Linked DNA regions of Homo sapiens: region 2 is linked to region 1. A link is an interaction called in ENCODE POLR2A ChIA-PET data of the cell type or tissue named here. Cell type or tissue: B cell. All regions are shown on one strand. Links, peaks and the distances in the headings refer to the core of each region. The heading gives the core; the rest is flanking DNA.

The links. Peaks named below come from ENCODE experiments on the same cell type or tissue, not always from the same donor. Only the 100,000 strongest peaks of a DNase experiment are listed, where the experiment ranks them.
Region 2: POLR2A ChIA-PET joins it to region 1 with 7 read pairs; 1 of 35 experiments calls an interaction of 5 or more read pairs at or near these places.

Annotation. Positions count from the first base shown.
Region 1 is chr2:60,490,107-60,495,488 of GRCh38, forward strand. The region is part of intron 2 of BCL11A (BCL11 transcription factor A); the gene reads right to left. Among named protein-coding and RNA genes, the nearest start is that of BCL11A, 61 kb to the right of the region's middle. RefSeq lists enhancers at 3,300-3,801, 3,802-4,301. In B cell, for the core only: no CTCF peak of the experiment used is centred there; a DNase peak (open chromatin) is centred at 2,615; H3K4me3 peaks cover 1,351 bases; H3K27ac peaks cover 5,000 bases.
Region 2 is chr2:60,410,917-60,416,298 of GRCh38, forward strand. The region is part of intron 2 of LOC124906010; the gene reads right to left. Among named protein-coding and RNA genes, the nearest start is that of MIR4432HG, 22 kb to the left of the region's middle. RefSeq lists a silencer at 2,261-2,310 and an enhancer at 2,781-2,910. In B cell, for the core only: no CTCF peak of the experiment used is centred there; DNase peaks (open chromatin) are centred at 1,286, 2,323 and 3,005; H3K4me3 peaks cover 2,159 bases; H3K27ac peaks cover 3,572 bases.

The DNA of each region.
Region 1 (5,382 bases), core at 166-5,165:
CCCATGTGCTAGGCTCCTACAATATCTGGTTCCATTCTGCTAGTGAAAGGAAACCCTACGGTCAACCAACTCCATCCTCTAGAACATATAAGTCAACAGGGGAGAACTCGGCATGAAGGGTATAACAGAGAATTTCAACAACTCATCCACCCCCTTTGCAGAGTCCTCACTTAACATCCCCTAGCATGCTGCCTTTGTCTTCTGATCAGAGTATTTCAGCAGCCCTCTGTGATCTATAGGATATGGTCCAACTCCTTAAGCCATCATTCCAGAGCTCCACAATCCAACTCCAATTTTCTATTCCAGTCTTAGTTCCCCGTACCCATCAAGGAAAATATTCTGCCCAAGTAAAAATCCCTTCCGTTCTCATTTCCTTCCTGGCTTTTCTTCTTCTTCTCTTACCTCCTGGAATCCTGCTCATACTTCAAGGCCTCAATGAAGGTCTACCTAGTCACCTTAGCAAGAAGAATCAATCTCATCCTTCTCCAACCTCATAGAACACTCATCCCATGCACCACTCCCTGACTCATATCTAGGCCTTACATTGCTGGTTAACCCTCTATGCCTCTAATTAATTTCATGTGTTCCCAATGAGTTTCTTCAATACAGGGACTCTTTCTCCTACTTGCTTCTATTATATTTGAAAGTACCAGCACAGCATGTGACATGATATTCATATATTCTAGGAATTCAACAAATAGCATATAAATGACTGATTTACCTTCCTAAAAGGGAAGTTATTTTTCCAAATATCATTTCTGTTCAAAATGGTAATTTTAACCTTCTTAGCACCCACAAACATTTCCCTTCTGATATCTACTTGAACTTTCAGATAAAAAAAAAAAAGCAAGTTGCAGTAACATGTTATGCTACACAAAGATTAGCATGAATATCCACCCTCTTTAAACAGCCACCCCACACCCTGGAGAAGAGCAAATGTGAAGTTTATGTGCCAACCAGACTGTGCGCCAGGTTGGTAAAGTCTGACAGAGTTACCAAAAAATGACAACATCTTCTATATGTGAAGCCCAACTACGTGGTTGTGCAACTCTATAGCTGACTTTCAACCATGGTCATCTGCAAAGAAGTTAGTCTCAGCCACCTGCGCATCCTCAATGCAAAAAGCTAAGTTCTAAAAACGTATTCTTAATGCTGTTTTAAATGCAGCACTACTAAAAAGGACCTCATTTTGATGCCAGAGGGCAGCAAACATGGACACTTTTGGCCCCCTTCAGCTATTAAGTACAGTAAAAGGAAGTCCTAACTATCATTTGAAATGCTCCCGGCCAGGCGCTGTGGCTCACACCTGTAATCCCAGCACTTTGGGAGGCCGGGGCAGGAGGATCACCTGAGGTCAGGAGTTCAAGATCAGTTTGGACAACACAGTGAAACCCCGTCTCTACTAAAAATACAAAATTAGCCGGGCATGGTAATACATGCCTGTAATCTCAGCTACTCGGGAGGCTGAGGCAGGAGATCGCTTGAACCTGGGAGGCAGAAGATGCAGTGAGCCGAGATCGCGCCATTGCATTCCAGCCCGGGCAACAAGAGTAAATCTCCGTCTCACCAAAAAAAGAAAAAAGAAAAAAAAAAAAAAGAAAGAAATGCTCCCCTCAGTTCTCCAGGCTGGGCTGACTGCCCACGTCAAAACACCCTAGGCATCATCACTCCGTGTTGAGAGCCAAGTGGCCAGGTAGGACCCAACACTACGCAGGCACAGACGTTTTCCATGTTAAGAACCCAAATCCATACAGTCCTTAGCACCCAAATAGGTTCAGAAAAGGCAGTCCACACAAATCTGCCAAATAAATGAAGTTCAGATATTGCATTTACGCTAAATACCTTGGAAATTGAGAGGGAATCTGGAGAGGAAGATGGATGTAGGAAAAACAAAAACCCTCACTTTACAGGAATTCAGCACAGGAGATGCTACATTGTTAGCATCTCCGCTTAAGGAGAAGACATACTGATGAATAAGACTGAGTTGGTGACAGGCACAGTGGCTCTCGCCTGTAATCCCAGCACTTTGGGAGGTCAAGGCAGGAGGATCACTGGAGCCCAGGAGTTCAAGACCAGCCTGGGCAACAGGGAGAAACTCCATCTCTACAAAATTAGCCAGGCATGGTGGCATGCACCTGTCGTCCCAGCTACTCAGGAGGCTGAGGTGACAGGATGGCTTGAGCCTAGGAGATCAAGGCTGCAGTGAGCTATGAACATGCCACTACACTCTAGCCTAGGCAACACAGCGAGACCCTGTCTCAAAAACAAACAAACAAACAAACAAAAGACAACTAATTGGGCTAATGTTTAGAATAAATGTATTTCTAGGGAAGAAAAAAACTTAGTTGGGTACTCCCTCCCCTTTTTACTTTTTGAAGCCTGCTGGAATTCTAGGAAAACAGATTTCCTCCCCTTGCTCTCTCCTTCCTCACATACTCACCAGTACTCATGCGCTTCTCAGACCCAAATGCTCTGCTTATGGTGGATAACCCCATCTCAGTGGGCCTCCCTCTCTCTCTCTCTCTCTCTCTCTCTCTGTCATTACCAACTTCTATAAAATCTCAGAATACAAAGGGCATTCTCATTTCCCTGAAATGTACTTTGGTGCTACCCTGAAAGACGGCTAGAGTCTTGAGGAGACCCAAACAGTTAAAGGTTACAGACAGACTTGGTTCCACTCCAGTGGTGGGTGTTTTGTTTTGTTTCGCTTTAGCTTTATTAAGGTATACTTTACATACAACAAAAGTCATTCATTTTAAGTGTACAGTTGGATTCAATTTGCCAGTTGTATACAGCTGTGTGGCCTCCACCAAAATCAAGATACAGAACACGTCCACCAGTCTAGAAAGCCCCCTCATGCCCCTTTGCTGTCAATCCCCTTCCCTAACCCTCTGACCCCTTCCTTCTAACCACTGAACCCCCACCTACCACCACAGTGTTGAGAATTCTAGAATTTGTTACAAATGGACTCATACAGGATATCGTCTTTTGTGTTTAATTTCTTCCACAGAGCAGAATGATTCTGGGATTCATCCATGGTGTGGAGTGTGTTACTCTTTCATTCTTCTACTGTTGAGTTGTATTCCACCATAGGGCGTTTATCCATTCAACCTATTGGTTGCCATGTGGGTTGTGACCACTTTTTGACCACTATGAACAGTGCTACAATGGACACTGTGTAGATGTGTTTATAGGAATGTATGTCTACATTTCTCTTAGGTAAACATCTAAGGCATTTCGAGAACACAGAAAAGGTTTTGAGTTTGAGTCCAGGGAGCCCTCATTTTGTCATCCTCCAGGCTGCCCCCCTCCCACCCCATTCCCTGGAGAGTTCAACTCCAAACCCTATATCCCAGCTATCTGTTTGGCTCAGCTACCAAATGTCATCCTATTCCGAATAGAAACCTCTCCACTACACTAAGGAAATGATGGGAAGAGACCCCAAAACATTCTTAAAATGGGCATTCATTTGAATCAGGCCAAATAAATTGGACTCTGGGTCAGAGATAACTTAAGTGTGGTGTTCGGAGTCCTAAGAGCCCCCACTAGCTCAGAAATGGACTTAGTTGACCTCCCCCATTAGCAGCATGGAGAGTCAAGGAGATGACTTCTACCTTGCCAAAGGCCTTGGGAAGAAAGACAGCATCAAGGTCTCACACAACACTCCAGGGAGGCAGCTGCTGCCCAGTGCTGTGGACAGCAAAGCTTCAGTGCAGGAAATTAAGATTCCCCCTGCCTCCCCCTCCCCCATCCTCATCAGCTTGGCCATGGCAGGGCTGGGGGATCAGAGGTGAACAGGAAGCAGAAGGACCCCTGGGGGAGACAGGGCCTCCAGTGGGACCAGAGCTGAGTGGCCTCAGGCAGTGGCGGAAGCTGATTAAAGGAAGGTACGGGGAGTGGAGGGGAAGTGGACAAAAGACAGGACAGCCATCTTAGACAACAATGCAAGGGGGAGAAACTGAAGAAAACAGAACAGAGACCACTACTGGCAATAAACAGAGAGAAAGTGAAGCCCCATGGGTGAGGCACACCTACATTACTTAAGAAACCTGAGCACATTCTTACGCCTAGGGCAATAAATACATCCTTGAGCTACACAGGCTAAGCAAGAGTGAGAGAGGGTGATGCTGACAGGCCACATGGGAGAGTGGGAAGACGTGGGCTGGGAGCTGGGAGTTTGGCTTCTCATCTGTGCATGGCCTCTAAACTGGGCAGTGACCATGGCCTGGTCACCTCCCCACTCTGGACCTGGGTTGCCCCTCTGTAAACAAGGAGGTTGTAATAAATTATCTCCAATACCCTAATGTCTTATAAATCTTATGCAATTTTTGCCAAGATGGGAGTATGGGGAGAGAAGAGTGGAAACGGCCCAGAGCTCAGTGAGATGAGATATCAAAGGGGACGAAAAGTGTTCATTCCATCTCCCTAATCTCCAATTGGCAAAGCCAGACTTGGGGCAATACAGACTGGTTCTGTGATGACAAATAACTCCTAGCTCATTCCTAATGATTTATCACCAAATGTTCTTTCTTCAGCTGGAATTTAAAATATGGACTCATCCGTAAAATAGGAATAATAATAGTATATGCTTCATAGGGTTTGTATGAAAATAAAATGAGTGCGTATTTGTAAAGTTCCTAGAGCAGAGTAAGTGCTCCGAGCTTGTGAACTAAAATGCTGCCTCCTGGTATTTATTAGTTACACCTCAGCAGAAACAAAGTTATCAGGCCCTTTCCCCAATTCCTAGTTTGGGTCAGAAGAAAAGGGAAAAGGGAGAGGAAAAAGGAAAAGAATATGACGTCAGGGGGAGGCAAGTCAGTTGGGAACACAGATCCTAACACAGTAGCTGGTACCTGATAGGTGCCTATATGTGATGGATGGGTGGACAGCCCGACAGATGAAAAATGGACAATTATGAGGAGGGGAGAGTGCAGACAGGGGAAGCTTCACCTCCTTTACAATTTTGGGAGTCCACACGGCATGGCATACAAATTATTTCATTCCCATTGAGAAATAAAATCCAATTCTCCATCACCAAGAGAGCCTTCCGAAAGAGGCCCCCCTGGGCAAACGGCCACCGATGGAGAGGTCTGCCAGTCCTCTTCTACCCCACCCACGCCCCCACCCTAATCAGAGGCCAAACCCTTCCTGGAGCCTGTGATAAAAGCAACTGTTAGCTTGCACTAGACTAGCTTCAAAGTTGTATTGACCCTGGTGTGTTATGTCTAAGAGTAGATGCCATATCTCTTTTCTGGCCTATGTTATTACCTGTATGGACTTTGCACTGGAATCAGCTATCTGCTCTTACTTATGCACACCTGGGGCATAGAGCCAGCCCTGTATCGCTTTTCAGCCATCTCACTACAGATAACTCCCAAGTCC
Region 2 (5,382 bases), core at 279-5,278, 79 kb before region 1:
CCCCTGTGGGTGGGGGGGGGGGGGGGACGGACGTGCTGTTTGACAAAGGTGTCATGTGATATTAAACATGGTCTCGGAACTGCGAACACTGACCTTCGCCCCTGCCAGCCCTGCCCTTTCTCGCCCCTGCTCCCCCATTTCAAATCTGAAATGTAGATTTGGCCTGGATACAAAATACCTTCCTCTAACCAGGACTGAACGTTTGCACACCCTGAATGCATTGAAATGATACAATGCCGGGGTCAGAGTAACACAAAATACTAGGACCACTAGACATAACACAGACTCTTTATTTCTAAACACCACTATAGCAGTTGGCAGTCCCCAACCCCCACCTCCAACCCAAGTCTCAAATGTAAGAGAATTTTCACTTTATCTCCTCGGGCTTGTTTTCCCTTCACTCTCCTTATTCATTCCATGTCCTTGTATTTTATTTTTCCTTTTATTAAAAAATATATATATCAGTGCCTTCTCTAGAGCCCTCCTTTTTAAAACAGCACAAGAAGGCACCTTAAGGGAGGCTGTGGAAATCTGTTTGCAACTTTCTAGATGTAATTCTAAACCACAAGGAAGAATATCCTTCCGCCTGTGCAGCTAAAAAATTTAAGAAACCACAACAGCTTTTCTCACTCAGACGCAGGACACCTCCTCCAGCTGAAAAACTAGATTCTGAAAAGAAGGAATTGTAGGAAAACTAACCAAAAAGAGGATAACTTCTCCAAAACACTCACCTTTGAGTTTGGAGCACCCTGTTGAGTGTATATCTGTGTGTGTGCATTTGAGTGTGTGGACGCGAGTATGCATGAGTGTATCTTTGTGCAAGTAAGTGTATGTATGTGTGGATGAGCAAATGTGTATGTGCAAGTGTACATACATGTGTATATGAGAATGTGTGCATGCATGTGAGTTTACGAGTGAGAGTGTGAACATATGTGAGCGGCTGTTCATGCAAGTGAGTGTGTATATGTATGTGTCAGTAGTGAGTGTATATGTGTGAGCTGAGTGTGCATGTGTATGTCTGGGTTTTTTAGTGCAGAAATACAGCATATGATGAACCAACTAGACTAAGGGTCTCTTGGCTCCACCTGGAAGCTACCATACAACCCTTGCTCCTTACCTTAGGGCAAAGGTGAGGCTGAAGTTGCCTGGAGGTATGCGATGAACAAGGACCAGAGAAAAGCAAGGCAGCGAGCCCTCCGGGGAGTCAGTTCTGTGACTGAAGACACTCTCAACATTTGCAGACTTTGCTGCAGGTCCCAGGAAAGCCTATCACAAGAGGGTAAGGCTATGGCAAGATGGGCAAGCTCCCTTGAACGGAAGGGTGAGGCTCACAGCACAGCTGTCTGCTGGCGCATCCATTTCCTCAGTTATTACACCTGCCCCAAGCTCCTGGCTCTTGCAGGAAAATACCGCACTGCATCAGAGGAAAGATGCCCAGGCATAAGTCTGCTGTATTTCTACATTTGTGGGCCAAGAGACTGATGCATCCAAACTGCTTCAAGCCTCCTGAAGACCTCATTCCACCATTACCAAAGTATCTCCCCCATCCCTCCCAGGCCCCAGCATTCTAGCCACCAAATGACAACAGACTTCAGAATTAAATTTTCCTTTTTTTCCCAATAAATCTATAGTCTTCACTACCCCCTTATATTTTCTAATCTCCTAAACTCATTTAATTATGTCCAGAGTAATTAAACTTGCTATCAGGGGGCATCTGGAAGGAAAGTTAATACATTTTAATTTTACTTATACAATGAATATTCGATCCCACATACAGTGTAGGGGAAGGCACTGGTACACACACAATCTTGCATAATGGACTCATGGGGATCATGGGTTGCAGGAGGTTGGCGGGGTAGGAGCCAGCAGGATTCACCCAGACATGCTAGGAGACAGGGAGCACCGTATGGACGAAGCCTCGGGGTGAAAAGGGATTAGTGAGGAGTATTAAAACTGGGCAGGGTGGGGCCTCAGGAATCTCAGACACCCTTTGACCAAAGTTCCCAGGAGTCATACCAGACAAAAATCTTCCTAAGATTTGAGGATTCATGATTCCTTTTAAAAGCAGACAGAGGTAGGGTTAAAAAAATAATAATAATAATAAGGGGTAGCTAGTACTAACCCTCCCTCCCCAATCAAACTCCGCATGGGGCTTTCTTCCTCTACCTGTCTGACAGGGGAAAGTGGGCAGGGGCAAACCTCCTCCCAAATTCCCCTTCTGAGAAGGGGTAGGAGGTGGGGTGCTTGTCCGTCACAGGTACACATTGTGTTTCCATCTACATGCACCATGCCATGCCCCCACTGCTTGTAGACAAAAAGGAATGAGTCAAATAACTGTCAAGTGACTCAACACTTGACAGGCTGTGTGGCCATTATGTGGGTCCCTTCCATACTGGCTCCTGGTGACTGAAGCCAGCCTCAGTTTTGTCCTCTGTGATGTGAGGACTTGAGCAAGAACCTTGCCAAAGCTCCCCTAGCCAGGATACTCTACAATTGCACACCCCTGGCTTCAGGCCTCCCCAGGGAACTTTACCTCCTGGTGAGAAGGGGTTGTGGGCCAAGATCTGCTGGCAGCAGAGCTCCCCAGCATGGGCCATTAATCCACATGGGGACAGTTAGCATAACTGAAATTTAATCAAATAAATGGCTAAAACTTAATTGTTAAGTGGGAGTTTGCCTGTGCCATCTCACAGATGGCATGCTCCCTAATCCTACAGCTTACTGCACGGCTAGACACCATCCGAGGGACAGGGTAAGACCGAGACAGCTCCTGCTCACCTCCCAGTTGGCCCCACACCATGCACACTCAGGTCCTGGTGAGGCCACTTGTCACCAGAAGGCCCATTATGCTAACATGCAACTAAGATAAAATGGATAACTCTTAAGGGGGCAAAAGATCCCTCGTGGGAAAGGCTCATGGTAAGAGAACGCACCTCCCTGGAAACAGATGTCTTGGTCCTATAACACAAATTGCAGTATCACATCCCCAAAACACAAGCCCTCCCATAAATCATTCAGGGGAGCCTGTTTCGTTTTCCTGTTCTGATGAAAGTGACCTGCATGTGGGGCTCAAGGCCAAAAGCACTGCCACACTCGAGCAACTCCACACTTCCCCACGGCTTACTGTAAAGATGCTGACCAAAACCACCAGGGCTGGAACCGCTGCCCTGCCCAACCTGTAGAAGTTGGCATTCCCCAGGGTTCTGCCCACAGGCTGAGCCCCTGCCCTTCCCCCTCCTCCTTTGCCAATCCTACCAAGTGCTCAATGCCCACCCACGTTGGTCTCCTTTCTCCCACCTTTCTTGGATCATCTCACACAGAGTTGGGGGCTCCAGGTCCCATTTTTTATCTTCTATAGTGCCCAGTCTATGGCTCTGGTTTGGGCATTCTCTCTGACTCTAACTTGCGTTGTTTGTTTCACACAAACATGTTCTCTCTCCACATTGTATTTTCTGTAGTCAACAAAAATTCACCAACTGTAAGTGCGCAATTGAATGAGTTTTGTCAACCATATACAACCATATGACCACCAGCACAGTGATGTGTAGAACACTGACATTATCTCTCACCTGTTTGCCATCAATCCCCTATCCAGGCCCCATGGCTGTTGGGAATCTCTGATGTGTCTTCTATCACTATTGTTTTGCCTTGTCTAGAGTTTTGCATTTTGCAATCATTCAGAATGTAGTCTTTGTGGTTGGCTTCTTTCACATAGCATATTCCTTGAGATTCATCCACATTGTTGCATGCATCTCAACACATCATATGGTTGCATGCATAAAGTACTTCAGTACTTCAGCTCTTTTTAGAGCTGAGTAATATTCCAGTGTATGGATAGATCACAATTTGTTTACCCATTCATCACTTGATGGGTATTTCAGTTATTTCCAGTTTTCCTTAACATAACAAAATGCCACTGTGAACATTTAAATACAAGTCTTTGTGTGGATGTATGTTCTCATTTCCCCTGGGAATATAGCTAGCAGATAAATTGCTGAGTCATACGGTCAGTGCATATTTAACTACATAAGAAATCACTAAAGTACTTCCCAAAGTGGCTGTGTCATCTTGCATTTCTAGTGAATGAGAGTTCCAGTTGCTCCACATCTTGGTCAGTGCCTGTTATTGTTGGTCTTTTTAATTTTGATCATTCGAGTGCATATGTAGTGATATCTCCTTGTGGTTTTAATTTGCATTTCCCTAATGACTAATGATGTTCAGCATCTTTCCATGTGTTTATTTGCCATGCCTTCTTTGGTGGAATGTCTGTTCAAATCTTTCGCTCATTTTCATTGTGTTGCATTGATTTCTTACTATTGACTTTTGAGAGTGCTTTATTTATTCCGGATACAAGTTCTTTATCAGATGTATTTTTTGCAAAAACTTTCTCCCAGTCTGTCTTGTCTTTTTACTTTATTAACAGTGTCTTTCGAAGAGCAAAAGTTTTAAACTTCGATAATGCCTGATTTATCAATTTTTTATTTAATAGTTTGGTTTGTGTGTGCATGTGTGTCCTATTTAAAAATTATTTCTCAGGCCGGGCACGGTGGCTCACGCCTGTAATCCCAACACTTTGGGAGGCCGAGGCTGGCGGATCACCTGAGGTCGGGAGTTTCAGACCAGCCTGACCAACATGGAGAAACCCCGTCTCTACTAAAAATACAAAATTAGCTAGGCATGGTGGCACATGTCTGTAATCCCAGCTACTCAGGAGGCTGAGGCAGGAGAATCGCTTGAACCCGGGAGGCAGAGCTTGCAGTGAGCCAAGATCGTGCCATTGCCCTCCAGTGTGGGCAATAAGAGCAAAACTCCATCTCAAAAAAAAAAAAGCATTTCTCTAATGCAAGGTCACATCGATTTTCTCCATGTTTTCTTTTATAGTTGTTGCCCTGCATTTAGATCTGTGATCCACTTTAAGTTAACTTTTGTGTGTGGTGTGACTTGTAGGTTGAAGTTCTTTTTTTGCATATAAATTCTAATTATTCCAGCTCCTTTGATGAAAAGATTGCCCTTTCCCCCATTAAACTGCTTGTGCATCTTTGTCAAAATTCAGTTAATCTTATATGCATGGGTCTATCTCTGGACTTTGTTCTATTGATCCTGTCTGTCTGTACACTAACACCACAAGTTTTGAAGTCAGATAGCACTGTATAAGTCCTCCAAATGTGTTTTTCTTTTTCAAAATTGCTTTAACTATTTTAGGCATTTGCATTTCCACATACATTTTAGAATCAGTTTGTCAATTTCAACAAAAAAAGCCTGCTGGGATTTTGATTGGATTTGCATTGACTATTGATCAATTTCTCTCCCTGTTATGTTTTAAGCTCCTGGAGGACAAGGAACCTATCTTGCATTTCCCCATGGTTCCTGAGCCATAGTAAA